Linked DNA regions of Homo sapiens: all the other regions are linked to region 2. Evidence: chromatin loops called from intact Hi-C (ENCODE). Cell type or tissue: OCI-LY7. All regions are shown on one strand.

The links. Hi-C counts contacts between places; a loop is a spot of excess contacts. Peaks named below come from ENCODE experiments on the same cell type or tissue, not always from the same donor. Only the 100,000 strongest peaks of a DNase experiment are listed, where the experiment ranks them.
Region 1: it touches region 2 in a loop (2.7-fold over the local background); 1 of 110 quality-filtered maps calls a loop at or near these places.
Region 3: a loop joins it to region 2, with 4 times the contacts of the local background. A loop is called at or near these places in 1 of 110 quality-filtered maps.

The regions. Positions count from the first base shown.
Region 1 is chr22:33,755,318-33,757,817 of GRCh38, reverse strand. All of the region lies in intron 2 of LARGE1 (LARGE xylosyl- and glucuronyltransferase 1), which reads left to right. Among named protein-coding and RNA genes, the nearest start is that of LARGE-AS1, 32 kb to the right of the region's middle. In OCI-LY7, CTCF peaks have their summits at 1,059 and 1,260; a DNase peak (open chromatin) is centred at 1,207.
Region 2 is chr22:33,841,379-33,843,878 of GRCh38, reverse strand. All of the region lies in intron 1 of LARGE1 (LARGE xylosyl- and glucuronyltransferase 1), which reads left to right. Among named protein-coding and RNA genes, the nearest start is that of LARGE1, 78 kb to the left of the region's middle. RefSeq lists an enhancer at 1,919-1,978. In OCI-LY7, no CTCF peak of the experiment used is centred here; DNase peaks (open chromatin) are centred at 818, 1,268, 1,688 and 1,988; H3K4me3 peaks cover 2,023 bases; H3K27ac peaks cover 2,500 bases.
Region 3 is chr22:33,324,630-33,327,129 of GRCh38, reverse strand. All of the region lies in intron 10 of LARGE1 (LARGE xylosyl- and glucuronyltransferase 1), which reads left to right. Among named protein-coding and RNA genes, the nearest start is that of MIR4764, 110 kb to the left of the region's middle. RefSeq lists an enhancer at 1,615-1,664. In OCI-LY7, no CTCF peak of the experiment used is centred here; DNase peaks (open chromatin) are centred at 339 and 1,419; H3K4me3 peaks cover 1,027 bases; H3K27ac peaks cover 2,403 bases.

The DNA.
Region 1 (2,500 bases), 86 kb after region 2:
TGTAATTAAACATCACAACAACGTTACAATCCATTTATTGACACCCTTGAGTTTTTGGTTTCGTGGCAGGTGAAGCCATAAATAAGGGGCAGAGTTGCTGCCTGTATTCATGGAAATACTATTCATACTTTATGTGGGTTTATTTATTTTTTGACTCTGTTTAATATCAATGGACCTCCTGAGAGCAGAGCCAAGAACTCCCTCTGAGATGTGGCTGCTCTCAGCATAGGGTTTTGGAGTTGGATTACACGCCGCAGCATGATATATTGAGAGAGCCCTGGAGGGGGTCAGCTGTCTCAGGATCTCAAATCACCTCAGCCAGAGGAGCTGGATGATCTGGGGCACACTTGCTCTTCATGGTAGGCCTTCGTTTCTTCCGACGTGAAATGAAGTTGTCGAGTGCACTTAGCAGGGTGCCGACATTCTACCTACAAGCTTCTGATTCTAACGTCTGATGTAAGTGAACTGAAAATGACCAGAATCTTCCCCGATTAAGGGGAATTATGACACTAAGAGGGAGTCGGCTTAGGCTTACTGTGATTTGCTCCTGAGCATGGAAGCAGGATCAATGCATAAATGTTATGGGGAGGCAGGCATTGTCTCCCTGTAAGAAAGAACACCTGTTTCAGCGACTCAGTTGTCAGGCATGGAGTTCACCATCTGGGAAAGAGATGAGATTCCCATTCCTTGAGACACCTTTTGAAGGCCCAGTGACCTCTGGTGAAGGACGCTCATCAGGTGGTGTTTTTGTTAGTGCGTTAACCCCTTAGTTCTTAAACCCAACTCCTTGCTTTATTTCTTTCCCAGTCCACCTTTCTTTCTCTAACATCTCAGTCAGCATTCCCAGCTCTACGCCGTTCAGGCCCTAAACTTGGGAGTAATCCTTGTCTCCCTTCATTCACTCCGTGTCTCGGTTGCCACCTCCTGTTGAGTCTAAGCTCGGCCTTGTAGCTGCGTCAGTTGTTTCCCATCTTTCACCACTGCTGTCGCCCTGGCTCTGCCACTCCTCCTTTGTGATCAGGACTAAGCACAACAGCCCACTTTCTTGCAGGTCTGCTTCGTTCTTCAGACTCCTCAGGGCTGAATCAGAGCACCGCTCTGCTCCTTGTCAGCCCCTCTGGCCCATCCCCTAATCCCCACCATACTGCCTCGCATTATCTGGCATCCTCTACCCAGCCACGCCAGATTCTTTTAAGTCCTGGTGTACATCGCCCTCTGTGGGCTCTGCTCTTCCCACCTGTTCTTTCTTCTCCCTGACACCCTCTATTGCTCTTACTTCCTTCCTCTTCTTTGTCTGGCTGCCTAGATCCTTGGGTCTCAGCTGAAACACAATTAATTGCTCCTGACCCTTAACTAGCAGGCTTCCTTGGCTCCCTATTTACCTAACTCCTTGTATGTACCCTTAATACTCAGGGCTCTTTATTTTTCTTGTTTTTATAATCTTTTGTTTTCACAGCAGATTTACAAGCTTTGGGAATGGAGAAAGCGGGTCTCTTTAGCTCGCCCTTCCACCTCTAGCACCTACTGTAGTGCCGGGAGAAGATTTGGTCCCCAAATGTTTGTTCAATGAATGAGTGAACGAACACATGTGCCCTCCTCCGACTTTGAGTACTGACAGGTCTCATCATTGCCTCCTGGATCCACTGTGGACTCCTTACCATGACTCTGGGGTCTTCCACAATTGTTTTTTCCCCAACCTATACTGTCTGTCTTCAGGGTATAATACCCTGTTGAACTACCTGAGGAAACTATTTCTCTGATTCTTAATTTTCACTCTTGCGGTCTTACTGCCCACTATTCAGTTCTTTTTTCTGTAACCCTCCCTCCCAGCCAACACCTTCAATGCCCATATTCAATGTCATTTTCCCCTAATGCCAGATCCCATGTGGAAACATCTATGACCAGCAGTCATCAAGAGATATTTTGCTTGTTTGATGTCTTTCTAACCACTTACCTATGAGTTTCTTGAGAGAAGGAAGTGTTTTATTCGTCGTTACACTCCCAGTGTCTAACTGAGCACTCGCTCCTAATGTGTCCTTAGTGAATGTTCCCTGGGTAGGACTGTGGTATTGAGGGACACAGGAACCGCTGGTAGGGAAGGGCTCTTGGTGCTGTGAGCATCTGTGATTTTTGAGACCTGAGGACGTGGCTCCTTTCATTTGGTCGTGATGTTAATTCCGGGACTGGAGTGAATCTGCTCAACTATAGCCCCATTTGAATTTAGAGCATACCTGTTATTTTCTATCAGAATCACCTTTTCTCAGAGCCCAGTGGGTTTTATTGTGGGATGTGGTTCTTCTTTTCTGTCCATCAAGGAGATGTGTTCGGCTATTAGAGACTTATCAGCATGTGGAAAAAGGGTGCTTTTCAGCCGTTCAGAAAACTCTTCACACATGCTGCCCTCTGATAATTCATAACCAGCTCGGTGCAAAGGTTTCCCATTGTCAGGGAGGCAGTCCGGGACAATGTGGGTGTTATTTAAAAGCAAATGTCTTCAGAG
Region 2 (2,500 bases):
CTCGAACTGCTGACTTCAGGTGATCCGCCCGCCTTGGCCTCTTAGGAAAGAAAGGAGATGAGTAAACTAGAAGTGGGAGGAAGGGTGCCGGGAACAGACTGTGGGAACAGAGTTGCACATATATTCTCTTACGGCCATTTTGGACCAGTGGCCTTTAAACTTCTTTTACTGCACTCAAACCTGCAGGATAAGACTTGTTTTCATCAGTAACATTTGAGTAGAGGTTTGGCCAGGTTGTGGGTACAGGGAGGGCTTGGGGCAGGGGTGGGACCTCTGGAGAGGATGGTGGTGGGACTGCTAGAGGGTTTGAGTGCGGTTTGAATAAACCCCCATATGCATTTTGGATCTTCCTGCATCCGCTACTCTTTCCCTGTCTACCTCTGTTGAGACCTCTTTAATTTTTTATTTTTATTTATTTATTTATTTATTTATTTATTTTTTTGAGAGGGAGTCTTGCTCTATCCCTCAGGCTAGAGTGCAGTGGTGCAATCTCGTCTCACTGCAAACTCTGTCTCCTGGGGTCGGGCGATTCTCCTGCCTCAGCCTCCCAAAGTGCTGGGATTACAGGCATGAGCCACTGTGCCTGGCCCAAAGTGCCAATCCTTACAGCCACCCTCTCTGCCTTCCAGTCTGGAAGGGACATACTCCCGACCCACTGCAGTATACTGAACAAAGATGTTCACACGCACAGGGCGGTGGGGAAGGAGAGCTGACCCATTCACAAGCAGGGAAGATAGAACGGAAAATCAAGGACAGCTTCACAGAAGAGATAAAGCCTGGGTTGGGTTGTGAGGATGAAAAGGATGTCTTCCAGGAAGGCTAGGAGTATGGAAATCCAGGGCCACGTGAACAACATAGACAGGACCCCCCCAGAGGAACAAAACAGATGCCCTGTTTGGAGAACTGTAGGTGTTGTGGTTTTTTTGTTTTGTTTTGTTTTGTTTTGTTTTGTTTTGTTTTGTTTTGTTTGTGCTAGAATGGGAAATGTGAGTGAGAGAGAGCAACAGGTAAAATGCTGGAGACATTCTCAAGAGTAACATCCCAGCTGCCCTCTAGATCAGTAGCCATTAGCGGCATGTGGCTACTTTAAATGAGTTGAAATGAAATAAAATTAAAAATACAGTTCCTTAGTCTCAATAGCCACCTGCAGCTAGTGGCCACCATATTTTAGAGCACAGATGTAGAAAATATACATCATGACTGTTGGGCAGTGCTGGGCTGAATGTTTCCTTATTTGGCTCACATCTGTCAAGCTGCACCTGGTGTTTCGTGACACCTGCACGCGTCAGGTTTTGGAGTGGCTTGCTTCGTTTTGGTAGAAGAGCCTGTACTGGCTGCTCAGGGCCACAGTGGATGTGCCAGAGAGATTGAATGTATAGTTAGAAGCAATGTACAATTGCTCAAGATATGAATATTAGTAACTTTGTTTTATTTTTTAGCACTGCTCAGATGAATATATAAAAATCCGAAGAAATATGTTATTTCCCCTCTAAGCCAGCAGAGCTACTAGTTTTATTAAGCAGACAATGGCAAATCTATTTTTAATTTAATTTTTTATTAAAAAATGCCCTACTGCTTGAGATTCTAATCTCTAGCTGAATAGTAAGTGTCATTTTCGAGTTGCGAATCGCCAGAGCAACAGCGTGCGTCGAAGGCACTTAATAAATAGGATTCGGTGCTTTACGTCCGTGTAGAGACAAAAATAGATCAAAAAGCTTTTCGATTTTACTTTTGAGTACAGTGTTCTGACTTTCTAGATGGTAAGGAACCATTTAGAACTATAAAGGGATTTCGATTTCGATAACAGTAACTGTGTTTAATGTTACAAACTTTCTATTTTGTAAGTGGCTTTCTTTGAAGTCCTGTTGGCAGTTTGTTAAATATTTTAGACTGTTATTTGTGACCAAGAGGTTCAGTTTGGAGGACTTTTTGTGATTCACCCGTGTGCTTTAAAATAATTTGCCACTATTTTTGGAGTACTCGGTCCCAGGAGATTTGTGCATGAGTCCTGATTTTGTCTCTTAGTAGCAGTGTGACTCAGGGCAAGTCACATAGCCTGTGCTGAGGATCTCTTGGCTTTCTGACTTTGTATTTATTCACCCTGCTTAGTTTTCCCAGGGAGACCCACACTCACACCCACCCTTTAGCCCATGGACTTTGGTGGAGATGATATTGTGCAGGGCTTCAGGGGGAGACATAGGACTCAGATTATTCCTAATACTGGCTTATAGTAATTGGCTTAGAGGTGGTTTCATGACCTAGTTGGAGCCCACAAGATGTGATGAGGCTTTTGTTGGGGCTGTTGAGAGGTATGTGTGTTCTTTCCCACTGGCCTTGAACTCAGAGGTTGGAGCTGCGGATATTGTAGCTACATCCAACCTAGTAGCTGTCTTGCTACTGCATGGCATCTGAGTATGAAGTCCGTGTGGATGAGAGCAGAGCTGAGGTGGAGAGGGACCAGGCCATCTCCTGGACCCAGATCAAACCTTGCCACAGGGTA
Region 3 (2,500 bases), 520 kb after region 2:
GGAAACAGCTGTATCTCAGAAGAATCCCGGAGAAAGCCCAGAATGCATTCCTGCTCTCACGTGCGAGCCGCATGTCGCCAACTCTTCAGTCACGCAGCAGGCAGCAGAGCCCAGGATGGACAGACCCAAAACCCTAAGACAGGCTAGGCTGCTCAAGGCCAGTCTCCAAAGGACCCTCCAGGAATGTGTTAAGCTCCAGAGAGAGGGGGTGAAGGGAAGAGGAGCTGTGGGATCAAGAGACTCAGTGGATACAAGTCTGGGCCACGGTTTCCCCTTGTGGCCTGGCTGCTTTGATCCTGTTCAGCTGCAACTTACACAGAGCCCTGTTTGACCCCTCTAGGCACTGGTTGTCATCTCTCTGCACTTGCCAGGTGTTCGGCCCTCCCTTGTCTATAAAGCAGCTCCCTCCCTTCCTCTCCTTTCCACCATATCTCCCTTTCTCAAGTGGCATCTCTTACTTGTGCAGTAGATAAGAAGGCAGCTCTGGAATGAGGCTGCCTCATGTGAAATCCCAGCTGGACTGCCAGCTGTGGGATTCCTGGTGATCTGCTTAAACTCCCTGCACCTCAGTTTTCTCATCTGTACGATGGAAATTAGTTATTCCTATCTGATAGACTTAAGAGGAATCAATAAAGTAAGACAGGGCCAGGAGCTTAGAACAATGTGGCAGATGGCAAAGGCCCCCCAGAATTAAGGTTTGTGTTGTGATTGCACTGTGTTTGTAATTAGTGACTGGCTTCATTGCCTCTCCTCCTAGACCATAGGAATAATACAAGTGCAGAAGCAGGAGCTCATTCCCCATTCCTAGCACAAGACTTGGCATAAAATAAGAGCCTATGAATTGTATGTGATGCGTGAATTAATACTGATAACTGGGAGGGAGGAGACCAAGCCTTTTTCTTATCTCCTCCAAGTCGAGGTCAGGGCTGGGCAGACCCTCTCTGAACCTTCACTCAACAGTCCTGAATGCAGCCCCCTACCTCCCTGCAAAAGAATGAAAATGGACTCATAGTTTGGTTTCCTTAGTAAAAAAATGCTTTGGGTTCCTGGAACTTGTTGATTAATACACACAGCAGGCAACGAGGAAGGTCGTGAGCTTTTTCTGCCTGTCTGTGTGGCTTAATAAGATGTAACTGCTTTGTGGAAACCACAGGGACAAGCTCTGGGTTAGGTTTCAGGAGACCAGAGTTGGAGCCCCAGCTTCTCTGAGCACCTTGGGCCCTCATCTGTCAACTGAGGGCCCTAAGGGCAGCCTTGCCTGTCTCATGCAAGCGCTGGGGAGGAGTAAAAATGAAATAGTGGATACGAAGCCACCAAAAAGTGAAAGCAAGTTGAAAGTGCAAAGCAACATGCTTGAGTGGTAATTTCCCCATCAGTGATTTCACCCATTGCCCCAAGACATCAGAAGGAGGGGTGTCACAGGAAGGAAGAAACGGGGCCTCCCAGACTCCTTAATTGGTCCATCGTACTATGTCTCCATCACTTACAGGCTACAAGCATTCAAATGTGCCTGTTAGTCAAGGTAGCACAAGCAGCTGTAATGTGGCTCAACCTGCTGGAACCTTGCAGAAAGTCCACATGGGTGTTCATGATTGGCAGGTAGTTTTTCTGCAGGTTGAAGGACCCAGGCTCCTTTTGTCTTGTGGCTCTGCCCTCCACAGAACCCCAGCCTGCTCTACAGGATTCTCTTGCTCTGGCTGTCAGCCAAGAAAAGAAGGCGAATAAAATTTGTTCCTGAGCAAGGCTTCAGAGTGGTGCCTGTACTAGCCAGAGCCTTTCCAGACTCCAGTGGCCAGAGCTGTATCACAGAGTTATTCTTAACTGCAAGGAGGCTGGAGATACAGCCTAGCTCTGTGCCCAGGAAGAGAGCAAAATATGGATATTGGTGAGCACAGGATGTTTCTGCCACCATGTGAAATACATGTGTTGAGTCCTCTGCAGTCACAGAATCGTTTACTGTTAGAACTAGAAAGAAGCCCAGAGGCTGACCAACTAGGCATTGTAGTGAGTTGGTTACCTGCAAGAATTCAGAGGAAATACACCTGGGTTTGAATCTCAGCTACTCTGTTCGCGCATTGTATAACCTTAAGCAATGGCTAAACCTTTCAGATGATGGATGTCTTCTTCTACTAAAGAGGACTAAGAGTGGTTCTTGATCTGTAGAGTTGATGTGAGTCTTACATGAGAAAGAACCTGCAAAAGCTCTCCCCACTTTACCTGACCCAGTGAGTGCGTGATCCTTGAGCGTCACTTTAGGAAGTCCAAACCCTTTGTCTTACTAATTCAGAGACATGACTTGCTCAAGGTCGCATAGAAAATGAGTGTCAGAGATATCAGGTCTCGCTTTTCAGTTATCCCCATAATCTCACTCCTTAGTTTGCGCAACTGTGAACAGAAGTCTCTAAGGCCAGAGCACAGGATGCACTTGTACTCCCTCTGGATCCTCAGGTATAACCAGCCATCATTTCCAGCAGCTCAAAAAGTCAGTCTAGGCCACTGT